Regions from separate parts of the Homo sapiens genome. Here region 1 is linked to region 2. A link is an interaction called in ENCODE POLR2A ChIA-PET data of the cell type or tissue named here. Cell type or tissue: PC-3. All regions are shown on one strand. Region 1 overlaps KNL1 (kinetochore scaffold 1). Region 2 overlaps KNL1 (kinetochore scaffold 1).

The links. Peaks named below come from ENCODE experiments on the same cell type or tissue, not always from the same donor. Only the 100,000 strongest peaks of a DNase experiment are listed, where the experiment ranks them.
Region 1: POLR2A ChIA-PET joins it to region 2 with 5 read pairs; 12 of 35 experiments call an interaction of 5 or more read pairs at or near these places.

Annotation. Positions count from the first base shown.
Region 1 is chr15:40,596,548-40,600,547 of GRCh38, forward strand. All of the region lies in intron 1 of KNL1 (kinetochore scaffold 1), which reads left to right. Among named protein-coding and RNA genes, the nearest start is that of KNL1, 4.3 kb to the left of the region's middle. In PC-3, no CTCF peak of the experiment used is centred here; a DNase peak (open chromatin) is centred at 1,774.
Region 2 is chr15:40,654,943-40,658,942 of GRCh38, forward strand. It overlaps KNL1 (kinetochore scaffold 1), which reads left to right. Exons shown (of 26, transcript NM_144508.5): 22 at 1-35; 23 at 2,100-2,209; 24 at 2,413-2,531. Among named protein-coding and RNA genes, the nearest start is that of RAD51-AS1, 38 kb to the right of the region's middle. In PC-3, no CTCF peak of the experiment used is centred here; no DNase peak of the experiment used is centred here.

The DNA.
Region 1 (4,000 bases), 58 kb before region 2:
TTACAGGTGTGAGCCACTGTGCCTGGCCAAAATTTTATTATTAAATAATCACACTTACTGATTGGATATCTGTGCCTGTTGGACACTGCACAACTTCTGAAACTTTGGAATCAGTTTATACCCTGTCACCCTCATTTCCTGTAGTACTTTAATAAAAAATACTTGCTTTTGGGCCGGGCACGGTGGCTCACACCTGTAATCCCAGCACTTTGGGAGGCCGAGGCAGGCAGATCACCTGAGATCAGGAGTTTGAGACCAGCCTGACCAACATGCAGAAACTGCGTCTCTACTAAAAATACAAAATTAGCCAAGCGTGGTGGCGCATGCCTGTAATCCCAGCTACTTGGGAGGCTGAGGCAGGAGAATCACTTGAACCTGGGAGGCAGAGGTTGCAGTGAGCCAAGATTGCGCCATTGTACTCCAGCCTGGGCAACAAGAGTGAAACTCCATCTCAAAAAAAAAAAAAAAAAAAAAGGTACTTGCTTTTTATCACAGCAACTGCAAACAGTTTATCTTTACAGTGATGTTATTAAAACTAATGTAATGCAAATGTACTGTTTTGATCTAGTAGTTCACACAGTACCTGACAGGTGTTCAGAACTGCTGTGCATCTCTCAAAATTTTTAAATATCCCAGGACACCATTGTGAGTATGCTGCAGCACCCTTGGGTGCCAGGTACACAGTTTGGAATCAGTAACTTTTTTGTTTTTTTTTCTTTTCGAGACAGAGTCTCACTCACTGTGTTGCCCAGGCCAGAATGCAGTGGTGCCATCTCAGTTCACTGCAATCTCTACCTCCTGGGTTCAGGGGATTCTCCTGCTTCAGCCTCCCAAGTACCTGGGATTACAGGAACACGCTTCCATGCCTAGCTAATTTTTTTGCCCTGCTAATTTTTTTGTAATTTTAGTAGAGACAGAGGTTTCACCATGTTGTCCAGGCTGGTCTTGAACTCCTGGCCTCAAGTGATCCACCCACCTCGGCCTCCCAAAGTGCTGAGATTACAGGCTTGAGCCATCGCACCAGGCCCCGGGAACCAGTAACTTAATGTGTCAATAATCAAGAGTTTGGCCGTACCAGTGTTTTATAAATGAGGCTTAACTTGTGAGTCTGGAGTCTCCTATTTGTGTTGAAAGTGGAACTTAACAGTTACAGAATATTTTAAAAGGGGGACTTCAGTAAGTTTGAATTTTATCAGTTAATTGCTAACTGATTGGTCTACAGATTGGACAGGAATTATGCTTAATGACTGTTTTAAACAACAAAGATATTTAGGTGATCTTGAGTTGATAGTAGTTATTATCTGTGAATTTTGAACATGTGCACTGAATTTGAAAATATTTCCCCTGGGCGCGGTGGCTCACGCCTGTCATCCCAGCACTTTGGGAGGCCGAGGCGGGCAGATCACTAGGTGAAGAGTTCGAGACCAGCCTGACCAACATGGTGAAAACCCGTCTCTACTAAAAGTACAAAAATTAGCTGGGCGTGGTGGCAGGCGCCTGGAATCCCAGCTACTCTGGCGGGTGAGGCAGGAAGGAGAATCACTTGAACCCAGGATGGGGATGTTGTGGTGAGCTGAGATGGCACCATTGCTCTCTAGCCTGGGCAACAAGAGGGAAACTCCGTCTCAAAAAAAAAAAAAGAAAAAGAAAAAAAAAGAAAATATTTCCAAAGGAGAAAAAATATGCGAGTTGGTGGTCAAATAATTGTTTCTTAATTACTCATTCAGCAAATGTTTATTGAGGCTGGGCCTGCTGGCTTATACCGGTAATCCCAACACTTTGGGAGCAGAGCTGGAAGGATTGCTTGAGGCCAGGAGCTCATGACAAGCCTGGGCAGCCTAGTAGACTCCAGCTCTACAAAAAATAAAAATAAAAAAATTAGCCAGGAATGGTGGCAGGTGCCTGTAACCCCAGCTCCTCAAGAGGCTTGAGGATTACTTGAGCCTAAGAGTTTGAGACTGCAGTAAGCCTAGATCACACCACTGCACTCCAGCCTGGACAACAGAGCAAGACCCTGTCTCCCTGCCCCCTCCGGCCCCCCAAAAAAAACAAAAAAATGAGTGGGTTGGGGATATTGGGGATATATATTGGAAATCGAATTAGATGTTGGATTGAATAGAAGTAAATGGCTGTCATACTTTTTGGATCTTGGAAAGTTTTCAAAGTTTAACTATTAAGTTGATCTTTCCTATTAGTTTTTTGAATATATACTGTTAACTTACCTTCTATTTCTCGTTTGCTGTATTAAAAAGAAATTTTTTTAAATTTGTTTTCGAGACAGGGTCTAGCTCTGTTGCCCAGGCTGGAGTCTAGTGGCGTGATCACGGCTCACTGCACCACCTACCTTCCAGGCTCAAGCTATCCTCCTGCCTCACCCTCCCAAGTAGCTGGGACTACAGGCATGTGCTACCATACCTGGTTAATTATTTTTATTTTTAGTAGAGACAAGATCTCACTATGTTGCCCAGGCTGCTGTCAAACTCCTGGAGTCAAGCAGTCCTCCCACCTTGACTTCCCAGAGTGCTGGGATTACAGGCATGAGCCACCATGCCTGGCCCATTTGAAAAAAAAAATTTTTTTTAAACAACTATAGCTTTAAAAAAAGAGTATTTTTCAAAAAATTAGCTGAGCATGGTGGCGGGTGCCTATAGTCCCAGCTACTAGGGAGGCTACTTGGGAGGCATGAACCCGGGAGGCAGAGGTTGCAGTGAGCCAAAATTGCGTCACTGCACTCCAGCCTGGGTCACAGAGCAAGATTCTGCCTCAAAAAAAAAAAAAAAAAAGTTTTGTTTTGTTTTGTTTTTTTAAACAGGAAAGGATGTTAAAATTCATTAAGCATCCTCCCCCACCCCCCGAGACAGGGTCTTTCTCTGTTGCCCAGGCTGGAGTGCAGTGGTTTGATCTCTGCTCACTGCAGCCTCTGCCTCCCAGGGTCAAGCGATCCTCCCACCTCAGCCTCCAGAGTAGCTGGGACTACATGTGCGAGCCACCATACCCGGCTAAGTTTTGTATTTTTCGTAGAGGTGGGGTTTTGCCGTGTTGTCCAGGCCCCTTTGGACTCCTGAGCTCAAGTGATCAGCCTGCCTCGGCTGCCCAAAGTGCTAGGATTACAGGTGTGAGCCACTGCCCCCAGCCCTTAACTTTTTTCTTCATCTGTTGAGATGATTATATGATTTTTACCTTTTAATCTGTTAGTAAGGTAAATTGCAAGGTTGATTTTCTGATATTAAACCGATTATGTATTCCTTTTTTTTTTTTTTTTTTTTTAAAGAGACGGGGTCTCCCTATGTTGCCCAGGCTGGAGTACAGTAGCTATTCACGGTTGCAATCATAGTACACTGCAGCCTGGAACTCCAGGGTTCCAGAGATCCTCCTGCCTCAGCCTCCCAAGTAGCTGGGACTGCAGGCACATTGCCCCATATCTGCCCACCCAATTTTGCATTTCTGCAATAAAACCAACATGACCGTGATATATTATCCTTCTTACAAATTGCTGGATTCTTTTTGCTGATATTTATTTGGGATTCCTTTTTTTTTTTTTTTTTTGCAATGGAATCTCACTTTGTTGCCCAGGTTGGAGTGCAGTGGCCCCGTGTTGGCTCACTGTAACCTCTGTCCCCTGGGTTCAAGCAATTCTCCTGCCTCAGCCTCCTTAGTAGCTGGGATTACAGGCACCCACCACCATGTCGACTAGTTTTTATATTTTTAGTAGAGACGGGGTTTCACCATGTTGGCCAGGCTGGTCTCAAACTCCTGACCTGAGGTGATCCATCCACCTTGGCCTCCCAAAGTGTTGGGATTACAGGCATGGGCCACCACGCCCGGCTATTTGGGATTTTTATACTTTTGAGAATGGCATGTAATCTTTCCTTGGTGTGTGTGTATGTGTGTCTCAGAGGTGGTTGCAGGAAAGGAAGTTAAATTTTGATCTCCCATGGTGGGAAGACAGACAGTTTAATGGCTAAAACTAGAAAAATAGCTGGGCACAGTGGCTCATGCT
Region 2 (4,000 bases):
GATTGTTGATGTCAATTTTCAATCTCTGTTAGATGGTAAGTAGAAAACATTTAAGCCTCTAAAAATTTGTTGGGGCTGGGCACTATGGCTCATGCCTTTAATCCCAGCACTTTGGGAGGCTGAGGCGGGTGGATCACCAGGGGTCAGGAGTTTGAGACCAGCCTGACTAACATGGTGAAACCCCGTCTCTGCTAAAAATACAAAAACTAGCCGGGTGTGATGGTGCCCTCCTGTAGCCCTAGCTACTCAGGAGGCTGAGACAGGAGAATCACTTGAACCTGGGAGGTGGAGGTTGTGGTGAGCCAAGATTATGCCACTGCAGTCCAGCCTGGCAACAGAGTGAGACCTTGTCTCAAAAATAAAAAATAAGGCTGGGCACGGTGGCTCATGCTTGTAATCCCAGCACTTTGGGAGGCCGAGGAAGGCAGATCACAAGGTCAGAGGCTCGAGACCAGCCTGGCCAACATGATGAAACCCATCTCTACTAAAAATACAGAAATTAGTTGGGCGCGGTGATGGGTGCCTGTAATCCCAGCTACTCAGGAGTCTGAGGCAGGAGAATCGCTTGAACCTGGGAGACGGAGGTTGCAGTGAGCCGAGATTGCGCCACTGCACTTCAAGCTGGGTGACAGAGCAAGGCTCCATCTCAAAAAAAAAAAAAAAAAAAAAGATTTAAAAAAAATTATTACATGCCGGGCATGGTGGCTCACGCCTGTAATCCCAGCACTCTGGGAGGCCTAGGCGGACGGATTACAAGGTCAGGAGATCGAGACTATCCTGGCTAACACGGTGAAACCCCGTCTCTACTAAAAAATACAAAAAAATTAGCCGGGCGTGGTGGCTGGCGCCTGTAGTCCCAGCTACTTGGGAGGCTGAGGCAGGAGAATGGCGTGAACCCGGGAGGCGGAGCTTGCAGTGAGCCGAGATCGCGCCACTGCATTCCAGCCTGGGCGACAAAATGAGACTCCGTCTCAAAAAAAAAAAAAAAAATTATTACTGGGTCTTGAGCAATGATTAATAGTAGCTATTTTCATAATTTAAAAATTACTGTTATGAGCACTTAGTCTGTATCAGGCATGTGTATTACTTAAATTAACACTATGAAGTCCATGCGATTTGTTCCCCATTTTACAAATTAGGAAACTACAGATCAAAAAACTTAAGTATTGTGTCTAGGATCACTTAGGTATTAAAGAAAGCCAGGATTGCTGGGTGCCGTGGCTCACACCTGTAATCCCAGCACTTTGGGAGACCAAGGCGGGCGGATCACTGGAGGTCAGGAGTTCAAGACCAGCCTGGCCAACATAGTGAAACCCTGTCTCTACTAAAAATACGAAGAAATTAGCTGGGCATTGTGGTGTGTGCCTGTAGTCCCAGCTACTCGGGAGGCTGAGGCAGGAGAATTGCCTGAATCCGGGAGGCGGAGGTTGCAGTGAGCTGAGATCATGCCACTGCACTCCAGCCTGGGCAATAGAGTGACACTCCGTCTCAAAAAAAGAAATGAAATCCAGGATTTAAACTCAGGTCTGTGTTACATGTAAACCCACACTCTTACTCAAGTACTGTTTCTATATGTGATAAAGTCTTGAGTTTTTGTAGAAATGTCCTATCTTCACCATACATGTTATAATCATGTTTGAAAATAAAAATGGAGAGAATACATCTGGGCATGGTGGCTCATGCCTGTAATCCCAGCACTTTGGGAGGCCAAGGCGGGTGGATTACCTGACATCAGGAGTTCAAGAGCAGTCTGTCCAAAATGGTGAAGCCCCCTCTCTACTAAAAATACAAAAAGTAGCCGGGTATGGTGGCAGACGCCTGTAATCCCAGCTACTCAGGAGGCTGAGGCAGGAGAATTGCTTGAACTGGGAAGGCAGAGGTTGCAGTGAGCCAAGATCACGCCATGGTACTCCAGCCTGGGTGACAGAGGGAGACAGGAGACTCCAGAAAAAAAAAGAAAAAGAAAAAATGGAGAGAATACTTATGTACCTGGTAGTTTGAGAATATTTCTAGCTTATATAATATAGTATTTTTCACTTATATAAAATATATGAATCATAAGTAATAACCTGCTTTTGCTTTTTTTTTTCCTTCCCCAGAGGATCAAGCTCCTCCTTCCTCCCTTTTAGTTCATAAGCTTATTTTCCAGTACGTTGAAGAAAAGGAATCCTGGAAGAAGACATGTACAACCCAGCATCAGTTACCCAAGGTAAAGCCCGATTGAAGTATTTAAAGGAAAATTTGTGATATCTTTCCAAAAAAAGCAGAACTGAAACTTTACATAAATAATAGTGGATCCTGAAATGATAAATGTATTCAATTGTTTAACTTTTTTGAGTTCTTTGTAAGTGAGCCACTAAGCATTGAAATGTTTTCATAATTTCACTGGATTTTTTTTCCCACTTTTTCTAGATGCTTGAAGAATTCTCACTGGTAGTGCACCATTGCAGACTCCTTGGAGAGGAGATTGAGTATTTAAAGAGATGGGGACCAAATTATAACCTAATGAACATAGATATTAATAATAATGAGTAAGTGTATTAGTTCCCAAGGACTGCCATGACAGAGTACTACAAATTGGGTACCTTAACAGGTTCTGGAGGCTGGAGGTCTGAGATTAAGGTGTAAGCGGGTGTTATTCTTTCTGAGGGCTGTTAGAATCTGTCCATGCCTTCTCCCAGTGTCTGGTGGTTTGCTGGCAATCTTTGGCATTCCTTGGCTTGTAAATGCATAACCTTGATCTCTCCCTTCATGTTGACATGGTGTCTTTCATTGTGCATGTCTGCATCCACATTTCCCCTTTTTATAAGGACACTAGTCATAGTGGATTAGGGGCCCACCTTACTCTAGTAGGACTTCATCTTAACATATTACTTGTGTAGTGACCAGATTTCCAAATAAGGTCACTTTCTGAGGTATTGGGGGTTTGGAATTCAACATATGAATTTTGGGAAATACAGGTCAACCCAACAGTAAGTACTTGGTCAGCAGTTTATTAAATGAATATATATATATAGTAAGTTCTTGGTCAAGTTGGTCAACAACTTGGGTGCAGTGGCTCACTCCTGTAATCCCAGCACTTTGGGAGGCCGAGGTGGGCGAATCACAAGGTCAGGACTTCAAGACCAGCCTGGCCAATATGGTGAAACCCCGTCTCTACTAAAAATACAAAAATTAGACAGGCATGGTGGTGGGCGCCTGTAGTCCCAGCTACTCAGGAGGCTGAGGTAGGAGAATCACTTGAACCCAGGAGGCGGAGGTTGCAGTGAGCTGAGATTTTGCCACTGCCCTCCAGCCTGGGCACAAAGAGACTCCATATCCTCACACCTGTAATCCCAGCACTTTGGGAGGCTGAGGCAGGTGGATCACGAGGTCAGGAGTTCAAGACCAGCCTAGGCAAGATGGTGAAACCCTGTCTCTACTAAAAATACAAAAAATTAGCCGGGCACGGTGGCAGGTGCCTGTAATCCCAGCTGCTTGGGAGGCTGAGGCAGGAGAACCGCTTGAACTTGGAGGATGGAGGTTGCAGTGAGCCGAGATCACGCCACTGCACTCAGCCTGGGTGACAGAGTGAGACTCCATCTCAAAAAAAAAAAAAAAAAAAGAGAGAATCTGTCTCAAAAAAAAAAAAAAAAAAGAAAGAAAGAAAAGAAATAATATATACCTAAGTTGGACATGCCAGTGTGAAAAGAAAATGAAATTGGGCTGGGACGGTGGCTCACATGAGCCTGTAATCCCAACACTTTGGGAAGTGAGGCAGGTGGATCACTTGAGGTCAGGAGTTCAAGATCAATGTGGCCAACAAGGTGAAACCCCATCTCTACTGAAAATACAAAAATTAGCTGGGCCTGGTGGCACACACCTGTAGTCCCAGCTAATCAGGAGGCTGAGGCAGGAGAATCGCTTGAACCTGGAAGGTGGAGGTTGCAGTGAGCCGAGATTACTCCACTGCACTCCAGCCTGGGTGACAGAGCGAGACTCCATCTCAAAAAAAAAAAAA